Regions from separate parts of the Homo sapiens genome. Here regions 1, 3, 4, 5, 6 and 7 are each linked to region 2. The links are chromatin contacts, found by Hi-C or POLR2A ChIA-PET in ENCODE. All regions are on one chromosome and are shown on one strand. Each heading gives the region's core, a stretch centred on a gene start or an enhancer-like site at or near the end of the contact. The rest is flanking DNA. Distances are from core to core; before and after follow the strand shown.

Region 1 (3,143 bases), core at 272-2,771, 1.1 Mb after region 2:
AATAAATAAATAAATAAATAAAATAAAATGACATGCATGTAAGGTAATGCGTATATTAGTTAGCTTGATGTAGCCATTCCACAATGTGTACCTATATTAAAACATTGTTGTACACCATAAATAGATAAAATTTTTGTCTGTTTTAAATAAATTTTTTTAAAAAAGGAAATAATGTGAATACTAATAGTAAAAACATCAGCAAATCCCTTAAAAAACAAAAAACAACAACAAAAAAAACTTGGTATGCAACAAGATCCAAAAACATAAAAGTAAAACAAAACAAAACAAAACAAAACAAAAGAGAAAACAAAATAAGAAAGAAATACAAATTCTCCAGAGCTACTGAATTCTACACTCAGGGGGTGGACCCTGCAATCTGTGCCTTAACAAGCCCTCCAGCTGTTTCTGATGCCTGCTCAAGTCTGAAAACTGCTGGCCTTAAGCAGTGATTGGCAAACTCTGGTGCAGATTAGAATCACCTGGGGAGCACTTAAAACTCCCAGGGCTCAGGCCACATCCCAGACCAATTAAATGAAAAACACTGGAGGGAGATGAAGCGGTGATGTCTGCACCAGTTTTTAAAAGTCAAATAAGATATTTCCAGGAAGACACAGTAAGAAGGCATTTCTGGCAGAGGGAAGAGTCCACAAAGGCACAGAAGCATGAAACAGCTCTGTATTTTGGAGGTAAAATCAACACTATTACTGAAGCATAAAATTTAAAGGGGTGGCCAGGCATGGTGGCTCAAGCCTGTAATCCCAGCACTTTGGGGGGCCGAGGCAGGCGGATCACTTGAGGTCAGGAGTTCGAGACCAGCCTGGCTAACATGGCGAAACCCCGTCTCCACTAAAAATACAAAAAAAATTAGCCAGGCGTGGTGATGCGTGCTTGTAATCCCAGCTACTCGGGAGGCCGAGGCGGGAGAATTGCTTGACCCCAGGAAGTGGAGGTTGTAGGGAGGCGAGATTGTACCACTGCACTTCAGCCTGGGCGACAGAGTGAGACTCCGTATCAAAAAAAAAAAAGTTTAAAGGGGACAGTAGACAGAGGTCAGTTCACAAGGAGCCTCCAGGCTGCTACTGCGTGGAGGATGAATTGAATCTTACTTATAAATATATTTTGTCTGTTTTTTATTGGAAAACTGGCTTGGGTTCCATTTTGCTACCTACCCATCTTGCGTCCTGGTGTTGACTTTCCTATCAAAACCATTCCTCTGAGCTGAGGCTGTTTATAATTAAGATCAGTGATTATCTAGCACTCGACAAAACTCAGCCACTGCTGCTCTGAGCGGAAGGAGAGACAGACTTAGTAGCAGATAACTCAGAAAAGAGGATCTGAGACAAAGCAAAGGAGCTACAGAAAAGGAAATGGTTGCTTTAGCTTTTTATTCCACCCTCCCCCCGACAGCTGAATCAGGGAGCGACTCTGGAATAAGTGCATCTGCCCTTTAAGAAATCAAAGCCAGACTCAGGAAGTGGGTGGGAAGCCTTCTAAAGAGCCTCAGCTGCCGCGTGCCTTCTGTCTGCTGTGGGCCCAGCAGCTGCACAGACCCCTCTTGTTGGGAGACAAGACAGGGCTCTTTCTCTCCCGTGACCTCAGCCTCATCTCCAATCGTGGGGAAGAGAGAAACTGAAATTCTTCCTGTGACTGAACACATGAGAATGCAACAGTTACTTGGGGTAACAGGTTTCCTGTGGGTCCTGTGTGAAGAGTATGCATTCATTCCAGTGTCGGGGAGGGGAGAAGAATGAGGAGGAGGCAGGTGCGTTCCATTCTTTGATTTGTATAATACAAATATTTCCAGAGGACAAAGATGGGCAGAAGCTTTAAGCAACAGCCATCTTCCATCTCGACAGAGGGAACCATGGTGGTTGAACAAAGCACCTAGCACCCTCTGCCTGCCTCTCCTCCCTTCCACCTCCCCTTGAACATTTTTAGGTTTTCAAATGTAATAAAGAAGTCTACTGTTCCAATGGGATTCAAGGTCAGCTCTAACTAGGTGTTCACATTCATAGCCTGCTGACCAGATCAGAGGCAGTTTAATAAAGCAACTGTAAATCAGCTATGAAGATGGTGAACACCCCGGCCTGTACTAACTTTATGAGGTTCAAGTCTCTATTTTTGATACCCCATGAAATAGGGAGAAGTCGGGGATGCATGTGTTTTGGATAGATGAGTTAGCAAGTTGAGCCTGAGATTGTGGTGAGCAATTTAGGCACAACTTCAAGGTCAGCCTCGTTTGAAAGGGGAGGGGAGGCAGTTCTCTCCTGAGGGAATTTGTTAAGGAGCTCATCACTTGTTTCTGAATTGAGCTCTGTCGGCCATCTCAGCATCATCTGACACCTGCACACATCATATCATGTGATACACTTGGGAGAAAGGGCCAGGTCAATTTCCTCCTGGTGGGTGATTTGGTTTTCCTCTTCAGCTAATGTTTAATGTTTCTCTTTTGATTTGCATGTGGAAGCCTTACTCTATGCTAAGCTATGATAAGCACTTTACATGCCAATATGACAGCATAGTCCTTTAACCACGGGCTTTAGAATCACTCTGCCATGTTCAAACCTCAGCTTTAATCATGAAATATACCCAGGTAACAAACCTGCATGTATACCCACTGAATCTAAAAGTTGAAAAAAGTCTCTATGCTACATAAAACAAAAACAAAAACAAAAAAAATCTGAACTGTATCCCTTTGGACAAGTCACCTAATCCAGTCAAACCTGAGTTTTCTTAAATACTAAATAGGAATAGTGATAATAGTGCAGGTACTTGCCAGATTGGGTTAATATGAAGGTTCATAAATTTATTCATGTAACATTCCTACACATAGTATGTACTCAATAACGCTACATACTTTTATTATGAACCATCCTTTTCACAACCTTAGGAAGTATATACTCCTCTCCCTACATGCAAAACAAAACAAAACAAAAGAGAAATTTAGAGACTTTAAGATCTGGCTCAATGTCACAGAACTCGTATGTGGGAGATTCAGGTTTCAGACTCAATTCTTGGGATACAGTCCATGCTGTTAAACATTACACTAGACAGCCTCTACCGAACAATGACTTTTTATTACTTGACTGTTTAAATTCACCTCTCCTCTCCTTCTCAAAATGAGTACCAATTTGTCCTATGCG
Region 2 (2,886 bases), core at 40-2,539:
TACTCATCATTGAGGACTTCACTTATTTAAGAAGGCTTCCCTGAGTTCTCAAGCAGTTAATGCCTCTCTGCTAAAATAGCACCTTGGAGGAACCTGTATTACAGACAGCCCTTAACACATTGGATTGTAACTAATTGTTTACTGGTCTCTCTTCTCCATTGGAATCTAAGTTCCTGGAAGGCACGGTCAGTCTTGTCTTCATTTATTCACCATCTACTGTCTGTTAGTGTGCTAGGAAACACTGTGGTTAAGTAGTTAAGGGCCAGGTCTTGGCGGATCTGCCTGGGGACAAAACAGCTCCTTGGAAAAGGTTAACTATCTAAGCCTCATTTGTAAAATGGAAACAACACCTCCTCACGATTGCTGTGAAGATGAAGTAAAGTGCTTGCAAACAGTCCATCACACAGCAAACCATCCGTCATCAGGATAAAACGCTTCCCCAACAATTCAATTTTCGGGCACCCCCACTCTAATTCTCTCATAGGACCTCGCACTCTATAGGTAATCTCTGCTTTACGGATTACTCTGGGTTCTTTAAACCTCTCCTTGGTCATTCGTCCTGTTAACAATTCTGAGTCTCAACCTTTAGGTCTAGGCGTTCAGAACCATTCTTCCCGCCTCCAACTCGCTCCAAACCCTTTTCCTTCAGCCTACCCTGGGCCTAGGGGCGTGTCAGAGGTCCGATTTATACAATTTAAACATCAAAACTCCCCCAACAGCGTGTGAGTAACTGGAGAGACCCCCAGTCAGAGCTTTGCCACCGAGTTTCGGTCTTGCCCTCCCTTTGAGGAAGGAGCAAGACGATGAGCCCCACCTCAGTCGTTCACTGCAGAGCCAGCAGGGAACGCGCGCAATGCAGGCTGAGCTGAAAGAACGAACGCGTGAGCTGAAAGAACGAACGCGTGAATGAATGAATGGGATACGTCGTAGGCCAGGCCTCTGTTACGTCGTCCACCGGCGCGGGCGTGGCCACGGTTAAGAGAGACGCGCGCGCAGTCGCGCGCGGGTCGTGCCGTACCACCGTCGCGGGCAGGCTCGGCCACGAGCGCCAGAGCCCCGCGCCTCCCCTCGCGGCCTGTCCCAAGTCCCTGCCCCGCAACAGAGCGTCACTTCCGCCATCCCCGGCAGCGGTTGGGGCGGGGCGCACGGGGGAGGGGGCCAGGTCGGAGGGAAGCCCGCCCGTGCCCGAGCCCGCGCCCGAGCAGGGACTACATTTCCCGAGGGGCCTCGGCGGCGGCTGCGGCGACGGGCGCGGCAACGTCCCCCGGAAGTGGAGCCCGGGACTTCCACTCGTGCGTGAGGCGAGAGGAGCCGGAGACGAGACCAGAGGCCGAACTCGGGTTCTGACAAGATGGCCGGGCTGCCCCGCAGGATCATCAAGGTAACCGCCCAGGCCGGCCTCCAGCTCTTCGCTCTGCTCTCGTCGGCTCAGCTGGGCAGGCAGCGCGGCCTCTCGCCTCCTTCGGCCCGCGGCCCGCTCTGGGAGGCCCGAGGCGGCGCGGAGAGGGGTTGGCCGCGGCGGCGAGGGAAGTCGGGTGCTGAGGAGGGGGCGCCGGGGAGACTTCCGGCCGCGGCGGGGCAGCCGGACAGCGGGGACCCGGGGCTTCCAGGCGGCTGCCCGGCGGGCCAGGGAGTGCTGTCCCACGCCCCGGCGGAGGGTGGGGCGGCAAGGCTGGGGGTCTCTGGGCTTGGGCGCGGGCCTCCATAGCTTCTGAGACCACCCCCCCGCCGGAGGCCGCGGGCGCGCGGGAATCGCGGCGGGGCTCGGGCGCCTGGTGGGGATTGTGGCCCGACAAGGTCCCTCGGCAGCCAAGCCCCTCTTCTCCGCCCCGACGGGGCCGCGGAGGTGCGGCAACCGCGGGTGCAGAATGAATGAACCGGGAGGGTCAGGCCGGGCGGGGCCCTGCGCCCCGGGAAGTGGCTCTGGGAGGCCCGCGCGTCCTGCCGCGGTCAGCACATGCTCGCCCCTGGTTGCCGCGGCTGCCTGGGTCCCGGGACGTGGGGGCCCCGCGCCCCGCTGCCCTTGCTTCCGCGATCTCTCTCTTCTGAATACGTTTCCGCTCGTTTATCTCTGCGAAGTGATTTTACTCTGGTTGGCAAACTCTTTCAGAGCTGTTCCGAGGAAATAGTTTTAACACAAGGCTGGGGGAGGGCCGCAGTTATGGGGGATTCTCTTTCTCTCTCCTCTTCTCTCCTCTCCTCTCTTTTTCGTAGATATGAGGCCTCGCTATAGTGCCCAGGCGGCTTCCAAAACTCCTGGCTTCAGAGATCTTCCTACCTTGGCCTCTGTGGGGGATCTCGTGAAATCTTTTGCCCCTCAATTTTGTGCGTTTTAATTATTAATTGGCTGTTTATGAATACTGTGTTTTGACAAGTATGTATGGAACCATGACATTTTCGATTCTTTGATTTTGTAAAGTCTTAAGGAAATATCGACAAGTCTTCAGACGTGAGATATTCCTTGTCATCACAACAACTAAACCTTAAATTTTTGTGTCGGTTTTTATGAAGGAAATTAGTTGCACATTTATGTGACTAAATGCGCCAGTTAAAGTGACTCAATTGCAGCATCATTTTGCTTGATATAACCTGGTGAACGTGTATGTTAATCTTGCTCATTCTTGTGAAATCTGTGGGGAGATGCATACTAAGTGGAAGACCTGTTAGGCTTCGAGGATGATGTACTGTATACTGCTTCATCCAATTGCATTTAAATATATCTGAGATGAGGGAGATGTCACTGACCTAAGGGTGCTGATGTAGAGAAATAAGACGTTTTTGTATGGTAGAAATTCTTAGAAATGAGAGAAGTAGAACAGATTGTCAGGGAGCACTGGAGTCTAATAATGTGAATCTTCATAGTCCGAAATTTGTTGTGTGTGGATT
Region 3 (2,750 bases), core at 173-2,672, 1.4 Mb after region 2:
AGGTCAGGCAGGGTGACCATCATCTGCAAGCACTTTGTCCTCTCTGACTTCAAAACAACCAATTTATGATGACACGGACAAGTCAGGAGACTCAGAGCTAAAACGAACAGGATTTTGTAGATCTAATGAAGACTCTGTCAGGCCTCATTTTGATCTGGTTAATGAGGATCTGATTGAATTTGCCATCGTGAGGTCTTCTGGGCCAGTAAACGATTTCCCTTATTTTTCTGCACAGAAACAAGGATGAGGGCGAGTTGTCAGTGTAAGCATTTGTATGTCATAAGTTGTCAGACATCATGCATTTGGTGGATGATTTGCTAGGTCATCTCAGAGAGATCATTTAATCTTCTTGTGTTTTAGTTGTTTACATCTGTGAAAGCATAATTACACATATGGGGCTTCCAAGGAAAGTTTTATTAGTGAAAATATGTAAGGTGTATTAATTTGAGGGGCTTTTGCAAAAGAGCTTTGCATCACTTTTTGCTAGACAAAGTGTCATCTTGAGGCGGTATAGAAATTCGATGGCAAGATAGTCTGAGAAAAAGTGCTTGCCAAGGAAATATCAGATCTGAAGGAAGGGAGGGGTCATTCCTGGTATTCCATGCATTTGGAGGTGACTTCTGACAGGGCTTGTTGGTACAGTATTTTCTCTGAGAGAAAAACTGAAATCATAAGAACACCATTTGGGAGCCCAAATTCAATGTATCCACAATTAAAAAAGACAAATTCTTATATGCTCAGCTTCAGATTATGAATTACCAATAACATCTTGATGGTTTTGTTCTTTTGCTTTGAGGGGACTTTGGTGCTGAAAACACTCAAAACTCTGCTTTTCACAGGCAGCACGTAAACAACAGCAAACCTGGAAGATGTTAGTCCTTCAAGATGTGCAGGTTAGCACACTCTGGTTTCATTGTACTCTCTTATGATCCAGTAGCCTCAGATCCCCCAGACCAGGTATACTTTTATAAATACATACAGAACCAATCAATATTTATTTTTGGGTCACTAAAACTATTCTAGCAAATTCCTTAATAAGGTCTCTAGATGAAAATACATCTGAAACCAAAGAATAGTTTTGCTTTCACAACTTCCAGTTCCGATATTTTAAAACACTGATTTAAACCTTTTCATATGTAACAAGTGAGACTCGGGGGGGAACCCTGTATTTCACCTTGCTGCTTACCCACTCTCTTTCTCCTCCTTCCTCCACCCCCTTGAAACTGCAAGCATGAATTCTGTTGCTTTCATCTGTGTGAATTTCCCGTTGGCAGTGCCCCAACTCTCGGAATCATTCTGTTTCCCCCAAGGGAATCAGCAGATGTTCCTTGTGTGATTGATGTACCGTGTGCTGTTCGGCTTTGCCTGGGCTTGTCCACGTGTCCTCCAAAAATGTAAACAGAGGCGCTGCAACTGTGCCTCAAAGTGGCAGGCAGGGCGGCAAGTCGGTAACAAAACCAAACAAATGCAGGAAATGTTGCTCCTTCCTGCAGTATGTGCAGGAGGGTGGCTCTCTCATGATACAGTTCTAGCTGTAGTATCTGAACAAGGTGGGTTCTATGGTGTAAAAAGTCACTTGTTAAGTGCTGTGACAATTTGTCAATCTGTGTTACTTCACACTGAAAAAATTCCCAGCAATGTCATTTCTGCCAGTATCACGGGAAATAGTTATGTAGTTAAAGTTTTAAAAGCTAAGTTCACTGCATATTGTTTATAATAGTTCAAAAGTGGGATGGAATTAAATGTGTAACAAGAATTTGGTTAAAAAAATCATGATATGTGTCTGTTTATATCTCTTCCAGATATATCTATTTTTACCATTTAAAATGAGGGTGTAAAACAGTGGCCTTAAAAATTTTTGATTGTGGGCACCCTTGGGGAGCTCAATAAAAGCTGTGAACCATCTCCCTAGAAAAATCTCCATATGCTCAACATTTTCATGTAATATAAAGAGATTTAAACAGGAACCTGTCTATCACTCAAAGGTTAAGAACTCCTAGTATTAAGAATTTAGTAGAAATAATATTTAATAATTTAGATATATGGAGTAGTGGAACAAGCAAGTTATAAAAGTATGATTCAGCCAGGTGCAATGGTTCATACCTGTAATCCCAGCACTTTGGTTGGCCAAGGCGAGAGGATCACTTGAGCCCAGGAGTTTGATAACAGCCTGGGCAGACTCTGTCTCTACTAAAAAAAAAGAACTAGGTGTGGTGGCAGCATGCACCTGTAGTCCCACATACTCTGGAGGCTGAAGTGGGAGGATTGCTTGAGCCCAGAAGTTCAAGGCTGCAGGAAGCCACTGCACTCCAGTCTGAGAAACAGAGCCAGCCCCGTGCCTCAAAAAAAATAAATAAATAAAAATAAAAAAAAGACTATGATCACATTTTTGTAAAAATAACCCCACCATATATAGTTAAAAAAAAGGGGTGGGGGCTTTGAAAAGCTGAACATTTAGATGCTAATGATGGCTTCTCTGGGGATGATAAGTTTTCTCTGCAAGTCTTCTTTTCTCTTTCCCTTCCTCCCTCCCTCCTTTCTTCTTCTCTTTCTTCATTCATGTCTCCCTCTCTCCCTTCTTCTCCTTGTTTTCCCTTATTTGTATCTTCTAACTTTTCTACAATTAAACAAAAACTACCTTTATGAAAAGAAATATGTCATGTAAGTTTGTTTTAATTAAACAAAAATGCTGTAATCAGCTTTGGCAAGTATGTTAGAACATCTGGGGACATTTCCAGCACCCCTCTTCA
Region 4 (2,836 bases), core at 150-2,649, 1.0 Mb after region 2:
CATTTGTTAGTGTAAATGTCTTTTCCCTGGCATTATAAATGACTAGTGTCAGGGAAAATTACTAAGCTGATATTTAGGAAATTTTTTTCTATTTTTGAAAAGTTATTAAAAACACACACACACACATACACCAGCACACATTCTTGGGATGAAGCCTAGCACAACTGTTTCAATGTGAATTCCTTTAGCCTTTTCTCCTTTTGGACAGGGAGTTTCACTGTGTGTGCTGACACATTGTGTGGGGTTGAGAAGGACAAGAAAGGAGACCAAAGATAAGGCAGAAGAAGCGGGTGGATACCACAGATAACACTTTAGGCAGGTTTAAAATTCTTATTGAAGAAAACTCACCTAGCAGTGGCTGAACTAGGTGACCCTGAAGGCTCCTTACAAACCTATGATTCTCATAATCTATCTCATAAATAAGCAGATTCCAGCCCCAGAAGCCTCAGTGTACCAACCTAGGAAACGGTAGCATTCTTTTTTTGAAATACTTGTTCTAAGTACTGTCTCTTCAGATCAAGAATGGTGTTCCTTCTTAATAGCTCCTCCATTATCACTACTCCCCCAATCACTATCTTTGTGACTATGAAAGCCTGACTCTGAAGGCTAATCCTTAACCTTCCTGGTCTTCTTTACTAAAGTCAGTCTTTGGTATGAGTCATTTGAGATGGATGCATGGGCCTTTTCTGTAGTAATAGCAACAACGATAGTAGCAATACTAATAGTTAATATTAATTGAGCACATACTACATGTGAGGAACATGCTGTGGCATAGGTACTATATTACTAACTACCACATGTTACTGAAGAGTAAGCTGAGGCACAGAAAATTACATAGTGCCAGGGGCAGTTAAATAGGCACTCCTAACTATAGAATGCAAATTACCATTCACACATGGGCATAGTTCCTGCCATTTACCACCCTCAGAGGCTGCAGACTTAGCTGCCAAACTGCCAAAGGTTTACACAGATGTAAATTTCAGGCTACATGAATCCCATAACTTTTTGTGCCTACTTTTCACTAATTCACCTGACTTTGACATCTCATGCTTCTATAAATGTCTTTTAACTCAGTGGTTAATAAGAAGCTAAAATGGTATTTTGGTATAATTACAAAGTAATCAGCATAAAGTTTTGGGCAACAATTGAATTAGTGGCTCCTCGAACAAAAGGACAGAACATGTTACATTTTAACATGGTGCGTAAAAAAAATGCTTACAGGATCAAGGCCATTAATCCCTTTAGTTCACTTGGACTGAGGGTGGGGAAATCCCAAGAAACAGCAATTCAATCACCTTCTTGAACAGCCCACATGCTCAGATGATTTCTGAGAAATGAACTTAACTTTTAGAGGTTTCATGATCAGCTGCTGGATGACATCCGGCACCAACTTAACCACTAATCTCAGATCTCATAGCAACACAGATCGCCTGGAACTCAAAATAGTCCTGCCTCAAGCTCTTTTCACTTCTTATCACTTCAGCAAGAGCATGTGAAGGAAAGGTGTCTATCAGCCAACAGCTGCTAATTTTCAGAGAAATGAATGGATGTGTGGCTGCTTCCATTTAATCAGTCACCATCTATCTCAGCAGTATTAATGCTTCCATTTGACCAGCCACCTCTATCTACACATACTTCTTTTTTATCTAAGAGTCTACTGGACTTTTTCAAATTCATCTGAACATGTGATATTTTCACAGGGCTCAACATTGAACAAAATCCTCTTTAATCCTAACCTTTCACCACTTTATTTTATTTCTCAACATTTCCCTTTCATAGAAACACATTGGAAGCTAATCCCCAAGACTTTGAGAGAAGTCACCCAAGAAAGTCTGACTTTGCTGGAAGATCTTTAAGCTGCTTCAAGCCTTGGATGTCATCTGATCACTGCTCTTGATTTCTTTATCCTTGGACTGCAGTTAGAGACTTGGCTGCTATAAAGTGAATTACTCTTGAATAAGGGCATAGTTTCCACTGTGATAACCTTGTTTCTATCCATGACAGCTAGGGAAACTGCAGCCTGAGAGTGCTTTGCTTGGTAGCAGGTGTAATGTAGTTTTGACTAAAATTCTGTTGAAGAAAACTCTCTCAGCTTGCCCCCAAACAATTTATGTCAGCAGAAGAAATAAATAAAGAAATAATAATAGAGTATATTGTTTGAATTTGTTGCAGTGGGGTATATTGTTTTATGACAAAAAAACAAGTATCAATTTTTAGTTGCACACTTCTAGGTCACCTAAATGGTTGGTTCTGGCACAAAATTTAATATAAGGAAATGTGAAAACTCCTCCCCTAACTTCTGCCAAGCCTCTCCTGTATGGTTAACTGCTGCTTTCATGTCCCCTGTCACTGAGAGGACTTTGGTAGTCATATTTCATCTCTGTAATTCCCATATGAACTTGCCTTAAGTTAAAAACAACCAAGGATACATTCTCCTTTGCTTTGTAGGAGGTGGTGCCCAGAGTTCATAAACTGAATTTAAATTATACCAAAAGAGATCTTCAAACTGTGAAGAAAGCCTAGCATATGACAGTTTGCTCATAAAGACCAAGTAAAGCTACTGTATTGCAGAGGAACCAACAGTTTAGTATAATCCAATTCAATTTGCAAGCAATCATTAATTATTTTCTGGGTTTATTATATCATTAATAGCTGTAAATAAGCCACGTATTTCAGTTGAAAGGAATCAATTCTACCTTTAAATCAAATTTGAAGAAGAGGAAGGGGAAAAAGAAGAAGAGGAAGAGAAGGAGGAAGAAGAAGAAAAACAAGAACATGAAGAAGAAGGAGGGGGAGAGGTGAGGAGAAGAAAAAGAGGTAGTGGAAAAATAAGGAG
Region 5 (2,946 bases), core at 431-2,930, 1.7 Mb after region 2:
TACATAAGTAAAATATGACATAAATAATACTCAAGTATCAAGGCCTGAGCTTTTGGAGAGTAAAAAAATAATACCAGAAAAGTTCTTCAAGGGCATATAGTTGGTGGTTAGATACTAAATAAAACACTTGCAGATTTAACCCCAATAATTGATTATTCTTTAAGGGTTAAGGTCAGTGTTTTGCACACCAAATGACACTGTGGATTCATAAACTATCTGATATGTCAGCCACATTCTTGAAGACCAGAGGGTTTGTGTGTACAAGAACAGAATAGTGATCTAGTGGACAAAATTATCTTAAATACAAAACGTAATTTAGCCGGTTGTTTAAGATCAGTCAAAAACTCATTAAAAAAAAAAAAAACCCAAAACTTATGTGTTGTTTTTTTACTGTGAAGACTGCAACAACCAGAGCCAACACTCAGTTTAATGTTGTACATTTCCCTACCTCAGCCCAGAGTTTTAATAAATGGTTAAAATAAGCATTGAGGTATTACAAAAGTAATATATTGTATTTAATAAAATCAAACAAAATAGAAGAAAAAACTAAAAATCTCTCCTCATCTCCTTTTCAAGTCTCAGATTTTAAAATCTTACTTCTTGATATATATGCTTCCAGAGTTTTGATAAGTATATGTAAATAAACACCTGCAAGCAATCACTAACCCATATTTTTATTTACATATTATAAATACATATTGATCTCTTGTAGACTTCAAGTATCATAAAAATAAAAAAGGTCAGTATTTGTTTACTTTTATTCCTAGTAGCAAACACAGTGCCTGACATTGTTGATGCTTAATTGATTATCTGATGAACAAATTACTCTTAAGTTAATACATCTTAGACAGTTTCCCAAGTGAGCTTTATTATTTTTAATCTTACTAGAGTTTTCCATAATATAAACATGCCATAATATTTTAAAATATCTTGTTCACCAGGATAAATATTTGTGTAGGATTAATCCCTGGAAACAGGATATTTAGCTCAAAGTCATGAATGTTTTAAATGCTGATAGACACTAGTGAAATGGTTATTCACCTATTTGGAGAATCACAGAACCATTGGACAAAGATGAAAATTAATGTCCCCTCTCCTAGTAAATTACACCAGTGTCCTACATGATTTCAGAGTGTAATAATATAGGCATGATTCCTAGGTAAAGAATCCCTGCTTTAGAGTGTCAACCTCAGTAATCTGAGGTTCACTTCACTATAAATGGTCTCAGCTTCTAATTGCAACACGGTTTGCCAGCTTTCCTTCAGAAAACAGATGTTCTCTGAGAGGAAAATTATGAGATATTGAGATATTACATCTAATTTGCCTCATGAAAATGTTAAGCTCAGTTTACCCATTTTCAAAGGCAAATGCTTCTGTGTCAGTATAGCCGTAAAAACTCTCACTCTGCCACATCGAAATCCCACATTAAGCAATGATTTTCTTATTTTCTGCTTTAGAGTTTCTCTAACTGCTCTAGTCACAGTGATGTTACCAAAATTTTTAAGAAAAAGGAGAATGCGACGTGTTTGTTTCAATTTTTATTGCAGCAGGTTGAATTAAGTAAGAACTTCCGTTTTGCCCAGCCCAAATGTGAGAGCTGCACTGAGTCATGAAAGAGAGCTCTAAGTGAAGACAGTGACTAATAGTTAGGAGAATGCTTGGTCAGCAGAAAGGCAGACCTTGATCTTCCAGTGACCAATGGCAAACTCATATCAGCACATCAGCAGGGCAATGGGTCAAAGCCATTACTGTTTTATCATTCTTGAGTCAAAACAAGAAACTGTGACGTGCCTGGTCATCAGAGCTAGTCACTTTCTTCCACATACACACCCAGATACTCCGTTTCTTTAAGTTTATTTTTCTTAAAGGAACAAAGAAAAATTAATTTAATTAGTCCCCCTGCCCATTTTCAGAGAAAACAAAGCCTCTTCTAAAGAGATGAAACTTTCAGCTGCTTTCAGGAGGAAGCATGCTTTTATTTAAGGGACTGTAACTGATTTATAAGAGAATAAAGCACTCTTCGTTTACTCAGCTAGAAATTATATAGGCCTTTCCTCATTTCACTTCCAAAAGAGGAACATTTGGATATTGCAGAGAACCGACTTTGACATCTTTAGAGAGTGGAATCACTTGGCTGGGCTCATTTCCTGGATCCTGTGTTTTCATAGCACAGTTTCAAAGACAGTGTAAAGCCAACACACACTTAAAATTCTTGGTTTCTATCAAAACAAATCTGCCATTTCCTGCTTTACTTTTTCAGTGAGGTTCATTACAGTGCTAAATTTGAACCTCATTAAAAAATAACATCTACACCTGTCCTTAGATTATTCCTAAAAAGTAACATTCTCCTATTTTATAGTAAATGCTACTGTATGCAAACTTGAAATCTATACTTAATATCATTGAGTAAAAATGTGACCAGACTTAGGTTTTAAACTATGAAACATATGTGTATAAGTTCTTCCCCTTTTGCCCTTTGAGAAATCAAATTGAAATTCAACTGAGGAGGAAATAGGCTAATGCAAATAAGAAATTGTCATCTGGGCTTTTGCTACTCAAAAGGTGTTTTTTGAAACAATAACATCAGCATTAAGTGGGAACTGATTATAAATGCAGTATGTAGGGCTGCACCCCAGTTCTCCCTATTCACAAAGTACATTTTAAAATATTCCCGTGTGATTTGCATATACATTATTCCCCCTGTCCTTAGAAGGTATGTTTCAAGACCTCCAGCGGATGCCTGAAACCTTGAATAGTACCAAATTCTATATATACTACTTTTTTCCTACCTATCTACGATAAAATTGAATTTATAAATTAGGCACAGTGAGAGATCAACAGCATTAACTAGTAATAAAATTGATCTATTGTAATAAAAGTAAAATAAGAGTTACTTGAACATAAGCACTGAGATACTTCAACAGTCAATCTGATCACCAAGACAGT
Region 6 (2,831 bases), core at 28-2,527, 1.6 Mb before region 2:
CTAAAAGACAAACACCTCATGATTCTACTTATATGAAGTATCTAAAGTAGTTAAACTCTTAGAAACAGAAGTAGAATGGTGGTTGGCAGGGGATGGAGAAAGAGGAAAAAGTTGTTCCATGGATATAAAGTTTCTGTTTTGCAAGAAGAATAAGTTCTAGAGATCTGTTGCGCAACAATGTGCATGTGGTTAACACTACTGTACACTTAAAAATGGTTAAAATGGTAAATTTTATATTTTGTGTTTTTAACCACCACTACCAAAAAAAAAAAAAAAAAGCTAGGGAACTAAATTGTTATTTTGAAAACACACATAAGGGAAAGAATCGGCTGGGTGTGGTGGCTTACACCTGTAATCCCAGCATTTTGAGAGGCTGAGGCAGGAGGATCACTTGAGGCCAGAGTTCAAAACCAACCTGGGCAACATAACAAGATGCCCATCTCTAAAAAAAAAAAAATTAGCCAGGGGTGGTGGCACTTACTTAAATGGGAGGACTGCTTGAGCACAGGAGTTTGAGGCTGCAGTGAGCTATGATCACACCACTGTATTTCAGCCTGGGTGACAGAGAGCCTGTCTCTAAAATTAAAAAACAAAAAAAAAGTAAGAGAATCAAGCACCCATACTGCCTTTCCTACATTAATTGTATCTCAGGAGCCAAATAGTTGAAGGGAGGTTTCTCTTTGTAGAAGAATTGTGGTTAACAAATGAAGTAATATTGAAATTTTTTAGGCTCAAGCGATGCTCCCATCTAAGCCTCAGCCTACCGAGTAGCTGGGACTACGGGCACGCGCCACCACATCCAGCTAATTTTTAATTTTTTTTTTTTTTTTGTAGAGACAGAATTCTCGCTGTGTTGGCGAGGCTGGTCTCGAACTCCTGGGCTCAAACGATCCTCCCTACCCGGCCTCCCAAAGTGCTGGGATTACAACAGTGAGCCACCGCGCCCACCAGAGCCAATTATTTTTAGATGAGGAAACTGAAATTCCCAAAGGGGGAATCCCCGTGTGAGAAAGCCTCGTGTAGGTGAGCTTTCCAGCATATGCCCGCCTTCTAGATTTAACCTCTGAAAACTAAATTTTAAGGTACCTTTGCTTCCAGGGGAAACCAATTCTGCCTACTTGGGAAGCCAGAACATGACCGCGTAGGCAAGACCTAGCTCTGCGCACGCGCAGAGCCACCACGTCTGGCGTTCGCGTGAGAACCTTCTGGGCGTGGGCTTCCTGCGGCTGAGTGGCAGCTTCCATCCGGTGGGTTTTGCTCGGCGCACCCGGGAGGCGGGGCCAGCGAGGCAAGATGGAGTTAGTGCAGGTCCTGAAACGCGGGCTGCAGCAGATCACCGGCCACGGCGGTCTCCGAGGCTATCTACGGGTTTTTTTCAGGTAGGCGGCCAGAGCCATGCTCTTGGCCTCTGGGGCTGGACTTTCGCTGGCTGATTTCTTGGAAGGGGTCCCAGGCTCGGGTCACCTTGGAGAATCCACAGCTCTTGTCAAGGACAACCGCCCCAATCTCTGCCTTGCCACCCCCAGGCTGGTCTCTGTCCCATATATCCCCGATACAAGACCGAAGCTATCTGTAGAGTCAGAGCTGTGACTCGGAGGCAAGGGCATCTGGGCTCCCCTCTTTTCCCACGCCCTGGAGAGTAATGAGGATTACAAGACATTAACTCAGTGACCCTGGTAAAGTTTTTTTCCCTGCACTGCCGTACAGTTCCTTGTCTGTAAGGCGTTGAAGGTAATAATGATGGTCCCTTCTCTTCCTGACATTCACTGATCCCACGAGCAGCATAGTTTCGCAGAAACCTAAATGGAGACCCAGAGTGGAATGAAAGAGCCTGGAGACCTTCGTATCATTGTAAGAAGATGAAATACTTTGGCTTTTTGATTTCCTAAAGGTTTTGCTAATTCCAGTGCCTCCTGGCTGAGGGATAGTAGATACAAGTAGTCCTGTAATCTGAAGAGACTACATTTATATTTTTAGTGTAATTTGAGCACATCAGTTGTCAATTCATCTTTTCCCATCCCCAGCACTTCTTCATTTTGCTAGTTGATGCAGCAGCCCTTGTGTCTGAAAGTTGTTACTCTCACTTTATTTCCGTTTATGTTTTGAACTAAGAATCATTCTAAAATGTCTGTTTTCTTTTGGGTATTCACAGGACAAATGATGCGAAGGTTGGTACATTAGTGGGGGAAGACAAATATGGAAACAAATACTATGAAGACAACAAGCAATTTTTTGGTGAGTGCAGTATTTTTTAGTATGAATAATTGGATTGGGATTGGGATTTGATTTGAGTCTATTTTCCATATTATGCAATGAGCTTTTACAAAACACCTGGAAAAGGATGAAAAACTCAATAGAAAATGAAAAAAGATAATTTACAGAAAAAAGAAAAGTAAACAGCCAATGAAGGTATGGAAAAATGCTCATTCTCACTTGTAACAACAGAAATGCAACTTTAAAAACAGTGTTATATATTTTTCACCTATCAAATTTTGAAGTGTTTTTGTTCTTTTTTTTTTTTTTTTTTTTTTTTTTTGAGATGGAGTCTCTGTCGGCCAGGCTGGAGTGCAGTAGCGCGATCTCGGCTCACTGCAACCTCCACCTCCTGGGTTCCAGCGATTCTCCTGCCTCAGCCTGCCTGAGTAGTTGGGACCACAGGCGGGCGCCACCATGGCCGGCTAATTTTTGTATTTTTTAGTAGAGATGGGGTTTCACCATATTGGCCAGGCTGGTCTTGAACTCCTGACCTCGTGATCCACCCGCCTTGGCCCCCCAAAGTGCTGGGATTACAGGCGTGAGCCACTGCGTCCAGCCTTGAGTATTTTTCAAGC
Region 7 (3,152 bases), core at 503-3,002, 1.6 Mb before region 2:
TTCACTCTCGCCCAGGCTGGAATGCAATGGTGCCAACACTGGACCAGACTCCTGGGCTTAAGCAATCCTCCCACCTCAGCCTCCTCAGTAACTAGGAATACAGGCCTGCACCACCATGCCTTTTTTTTTTCTTTTTTTTTTAAGAGATGGAGTCTCACTATGTTGCCCAGGCTGGTCTCAAACTCCTGGCATCAAGCAAGCCTCCTACCTCAGCCTCCCAAGGCTCTGGGGGCAGAAGCCACTGTGCTCAGCAGAGGTGGATTTTTAATGAGGGATAAAGCATATTTTTACTTGTTAGGGATTGTTTCATGCCTTGATCTCTGTCCGTCTGCCTAGTTCCAGAGAGAAATAACAGAGATGTTCTCATTCCCAGCAAACGTTTGTTTTTCCTTCCTTGGATTTCTGCCCTGAGTTTGTGGCTGCTTTCCTACAGTGCCGACCTAAGCTAGATAAAATAGAAATTTCATGACAAAACAAAGGAGATTTAAAAAAAAACTAGAAATTTCAAGAATGCTTCAAAATCTAAAGCGCAGAGTACTTTGCACACAGGGCAGTTATTCCTGCCACACCTTGCCACTACAGGTGGCCACTGTCAGAATGCGATGTTCCACCAATGTCTCTTCATTTCACAATTTGAAAAATTTTTTTTGTGGAGGCAGGGTTTTGTTATCTTGCCCAAGCCGGTCTCCAACTGCTGGCCCCAAGTGATCTTTCCTTGGCCTCCCAGCAGCCACTTGCCTGGCTTTCATTTCATACATCATTATTGAATAGCAGGCATTGTCCTATGTGCTTGGTAATACATCACTGAGCAAAACAGACAAAAAACGGCCATTGAGGATAATCCTCAATATATAATAATATATATATTATAGAGAGGATGTGGAATATACATATATATGTGTGTGTGTATATATAGAGAGAGAGAGAAAGACTCATTGTGTCACCCAGGCTGGAGTGCGGTGGTGTGATCTTGGCTCACTGCCGTCTTGACTCAGGTGATCCTCCCACCTCAGCCTCCAAGTAATTGGGACGACAGGCACGCGCCACCAGGACTGGCTAATTTTTTTGTAGAGACGGGTTTTCGCCATGTTGGCCAGGCTGGCCTCAAACAACCGGGCTCAAGTGATCCGTCCGCCTCGGCCTCCCAACTTGCTGGGATTACAGGCGTGAGCTACCGTGCCCAGTCTCTAGTGATTATATTCTTGCCCTGTTTAGCCATTATGTCTCTTTACTCACAACAGTTTATAAGTGAAACTTTGCCTTACCATTTGCATGAGTCGGCCTCAGCTTGTCATTATATATAAAGCTTACTAATGTAAATGACGAGTTAATGGGTGCAGCACACCAACATGGCACATGTATACATATGTAACGAACCTGCACGTTGTGTACATGTACTCTAGAACTTAAAGTGTAATACAAAAAAAAAAAAGTTTAAATATGATTGGACTCTACCCCAGAGCCCAGTTTTCCAGAAATTAGAAACAGATATGCCTAAGACCCAGAGGGTTATTTATTACTCAAATCTAAAACGTTGACTCAAAACCTCCCCTAATGCCCACCTTTGGCAAACGATGCTTAAACCTTTGCACGTGGCTTCAAAAATTACCTGGCTGGGAACGCGTAGCTCTGGCGGGGCACTCTGCCTCCAAGCCAAAAGGGGGCAGTGGACTCACAGAGCCGCTGCTCGGCCCTCCGATCCCTCCACCCCACCCTGGGAACGTCACGACCTCCTCTCGCCGCTTCTCCCCGTTGCTAATGCGCAGGCGCTGGCGGGATAGCGCGCCGCCGAGCCGAGAAAGAGGTCACGAACTCTGACCCCCCAGAAATACCCAAACACAGAAAGCTCTCTCCGCCGTGAATCTCGATCCCACATCCCGTCGGCTTTCTTCAACCTCTCTTCCCGGAGCGCCCCCCAATCCACGAGTGGCAGCCGCGGGACTGTCGCGTCGGCGCCCGACGCCGGAGTCAGCAGGGCGCAAAAGCGCCGGTAAGAAACGCTGGGTGGGGACACCAGCGACCGCGTCGGGGGCGGGGGCCAGGGGGTGCCCTTCACCCCAACCGCCAACGGACGCGGTCCCAGCGCATCCCCCGGCCGGCGTCCTGCGGCCAGCGGAGCCGTTCAGTTTGGGAGCGCCGCTTGGGGCTGCTCGACTTCGGCTGGGAGCGCGGAGCTGCGGCGCCAAATGCGCGGGGCCCCGGGAGAGGCGGGGGCGACAGGGGCGGCGGGACGCGGGGCCGGACGGCGAGCGGCTTGGAGCACACAACCCCCTTTCCAGCTGCGCTTACCGCAGCGCCTCTGACCTTTAACCTGCAGGGAAAGCTTCCGCGGCGCTGCAGCTTTCCCCGCCCGGGAGAGCCGCGCGCAGCGCCGGGGCTTCCAGGGCGCACGGCTAACGCCGGCACGAGTGAGACGTGGGAGAGGCCGACCCTCGGCTAGTGGCCGCAAGTCCCGGCCTGCATCCCGTCACTAACTCCCGTGCTTTCACGGGACGGACAGAATGACTCCCCCCACTTTCACTTTTCTCTCACGGCAAATCTGGCCAGGGTCGTCGCTGCCTGTGGGCCTGGATCTTTTCAGAAGAAATGGAACGGCCCCAGGGTTCTCACTGCAGGGGGCATGTCCAAGCTTCCGATAGATAGCTCTTTTGTTAAGAAATAATTCTTCCAACTCGGGCAGATACCATTTTTGTGCAGTACGAATGTTGCCAGGTTGTCCCATAATCTTCAGTAAGTAGGTCAGCCTTTAAAAAAGTAACCGGAAAGCAAAAGCAGAAAGACCTAAAATTACGGCCTTTAGGGTTTAGTACCGCTAGAATTTGTAAATGGACCTTCGATTTTGAGCTTTTTTGAACCATTTCTGCTGTGTGGTTGGTGATACTCGATTTTTTTTTCTTTTTTTTTTTTTTTTTTTGAGAGGGAGAGGGAGTCTCACTGTCGCCAAGCTGGAGTGCGGTGGCGCGATCTCGGCTCACTGCAACCTCCGCCTCCAGGTTCAAGCGATTCTCCTGTCTCAGCCTCCCGAGTAGCTGGGATTACAGACACGAGCCACCACACCCAGCTAGTTTTTTTGTTTTTGTTTTTGTTTTTGTTTTTTGTATTTTTAGTAGAGGTGGGGTTTCACTATGTTGGCCAGGATGGTCTTGATACTC

The links. A loop is a pair of places that touch in the nucleus more often than their neighbours do. ChIA-PET counts read pairs that join two places held with the same protein, here RNA polymerase II (POLR2A). Pooled maps may share reads with other maps.
Region 1: a pooled map shows a loop between it and region 2 (5-fold over the local background). The contact joins the promoter of LINC02391 here to the promoter of UBE2N in region 2. A Hi-C loop is called at or near these places in 2 of 37 single-sample maps with no recorded cell type and 3 of 50 pooled maps.
Region 3: a map of naive thymus-derived CD4-positive, alpha-beta T cell shows a loop between it and region 2 (2.8-fold over the local background). The contact joins the enhancer-like site here to the promoter of UBE2N in region 2. A Hi-C loop is called at or near these places in 1 of 168 maps with a recorded cell type or tissue (naive thymus-derived CD4-positive, alpha-beta T cell), 1 of 37 single-sample maps with no recorded cell type and 3 of 50 pooled maps.
Region 4: a pooled map shows a loop between it and region 2 (2.5-fold over the local background). The contact joins the enhancer-like site here to the promoter of UBE2N in region 2. A Hi-C loop is called at or near these places in 4 of 50 pooled maps.
Region 5: a pooled map shows a loop between it and region 2 (5-fold over the local background). The contact joins the enhancer-like site here to the promoter of UBE2N in region 2. A Hi-C loop is called at or near these places in 1 of 37 single-sample maps with no recorded cell type and 2 of 50 pooled maps. POLR2A ChIA-PET finds 5 or more read pairs at or near these places in 1 of 52 experiments (activated CD8-positive, alpha-beta T cell).
Region 6: a loop to region 2 is called in a map of CD8-positive, alpha-beta T cell, with 5 times the contacts of the local background. The contact joins the promoter of NDUFA12 here to the promoter of UBE2N in region 2. A Hi-C loop is called at or near these places in 2 of 168 maps with a recorded cell type or tissue (CD8-positive, alpha-beta T cell and naive thymus-derived CD4-positive, alpha-beta T cell) and 12 of 50 pooled maps. POLR2A ChIA-PET finds 5 or more read pairs at or near these places in 1 of 52 experiments (activated CD4-positive, alpha-beta T cell).
Region 7: a map of naive thymus-derived CD4-positive, alpha-beta T cell shows a loop between it and region 2 (17-fold over the local background). The contact joins the promoter of NR2C1 here to the promoter of UBE2N in region 2. A Hi-C loop is called at or near these places in 1 of 168 maps with a recorded cell type or tissue (naive thymus-derived CD4-positive, alpha-beta T cell) and 8 of 50 pooled maps. POLR2A ChIA-PET finds 5 or more read pairs at or near these places in 1 of 52 experiments (OCI-LY7).

What each region holds. Positions count from the first base shown.
Region 1 is chr12:92,362,210-92,365,352 of GRCh38, reverse strand. It overlaps LINC02391 (long intergenic non-protein coding RNA 2391), which reads left to right and starts at 1,521. Exons shown (of 5, transcript XR_007063404.1): 1 at 1,521-1,762. All of the region lies in intron 1 of LOC105369902 (a long non-coding RNA gene), which reads right to left. RefSeq lists enhancers at 1,919-1,968, 2,449-2,538.
Region 2 is chr12:93,440,350-93,443,235 of GRCh38, reverse strand. UBE2N (ubiquitin conjugating enzyme E2 N) reads left to right here and starts at 1,289. Exons shown (of 4, transcript NM_003348.4): 1 at 1,289-1,381. The coding sequence starts at 1,352. RefSeq lists silencers at 884-1,343, 1,424-1,633, 1,784-1,923, 1,954-2,073 and an enhancer at 754-1,391.
Region 3 is chr12:92,033,688-92,036,437 of GRCh38, reverse strand. All of the region lies in intron 1 of LINC01619 (long intergenic non-protein coding RNA 1619), which reads left to right. Among named protein-coding and RNA genes, the nearest start is that of LINC01619, 110 kb to the left of the region's middle. RefSeq lists enhancers at 1,138-1,447, 1,171-1,465. Within about 2 kb of position 1,422, at least 27 of the 41 ENCODE cell types and tissues checked have a DNase peak (open chromatin) inside an H3K27ac peak, as active enhancers do.
Region 4 is chr12:92,402,539-92,405,374 of GRCh38, reverse strand. No RefSeq gene overlaps it. Among named protein-coding and RNA genes, the nearest start is that of CLLU1, 18 kb to the left of the region's middle. RefSeq lists cis regulatory regions at 84-533, 1,164-1,697 and an enhancer at 1,126-1,375. Within about 2 kb of position 1,399, at least 7 of the 41 ENCODE cell types and tissues checked have a DNase peak (open chromatin) inside an H3K27ac peak, as active enhancers do.
Region 5 is chr12:91,777,850-91,780,795 of GRCh38, reverse strand. No RefSeq gene overlaps it. Among named protein-coding and RNA genes, the nearest start is that of LINC02404, 96 kb to the left of the region's middle. RefSeq lists an enhancer at 1,273-2,472. Within about 2 kb of position 1,680, at least 14 of the 41 ENCODE cell types and tissues checked have a DNase peak (open chromatin) inside an H3K27ac peak, as active enhancers do.
Region 6 is chr12:95,002,143-95,004,973 of GRCh38, reverse strand. NDUFA12 (NADH:ubiquinone oxidoreductase subunit A12) reads left to right here and starts at 1,277. Exons shown (of 4, transcript NM_018838.5): 1 at 1,277-1,379; 2 at 2,153-2,235. The coding sequence starts at 1,294. RefSeq lists enhancers at 1,155-1,554, 1,019-1,646.
Region 7 is chr12:95,072,218-95,075,369 of GRCh38, reverse strand. It overlaps NR2C1 (nuclear receptor subfamily 2 group C member 1), which reads left to right and starts at 1,752. Exons shown (of 14, transcript NM_003297.4): 1 at 1,752-1,990. RefSeq lists enhancers at 1,655-1,974, 1,665-2,165 and a silencer at 2,055-2,334.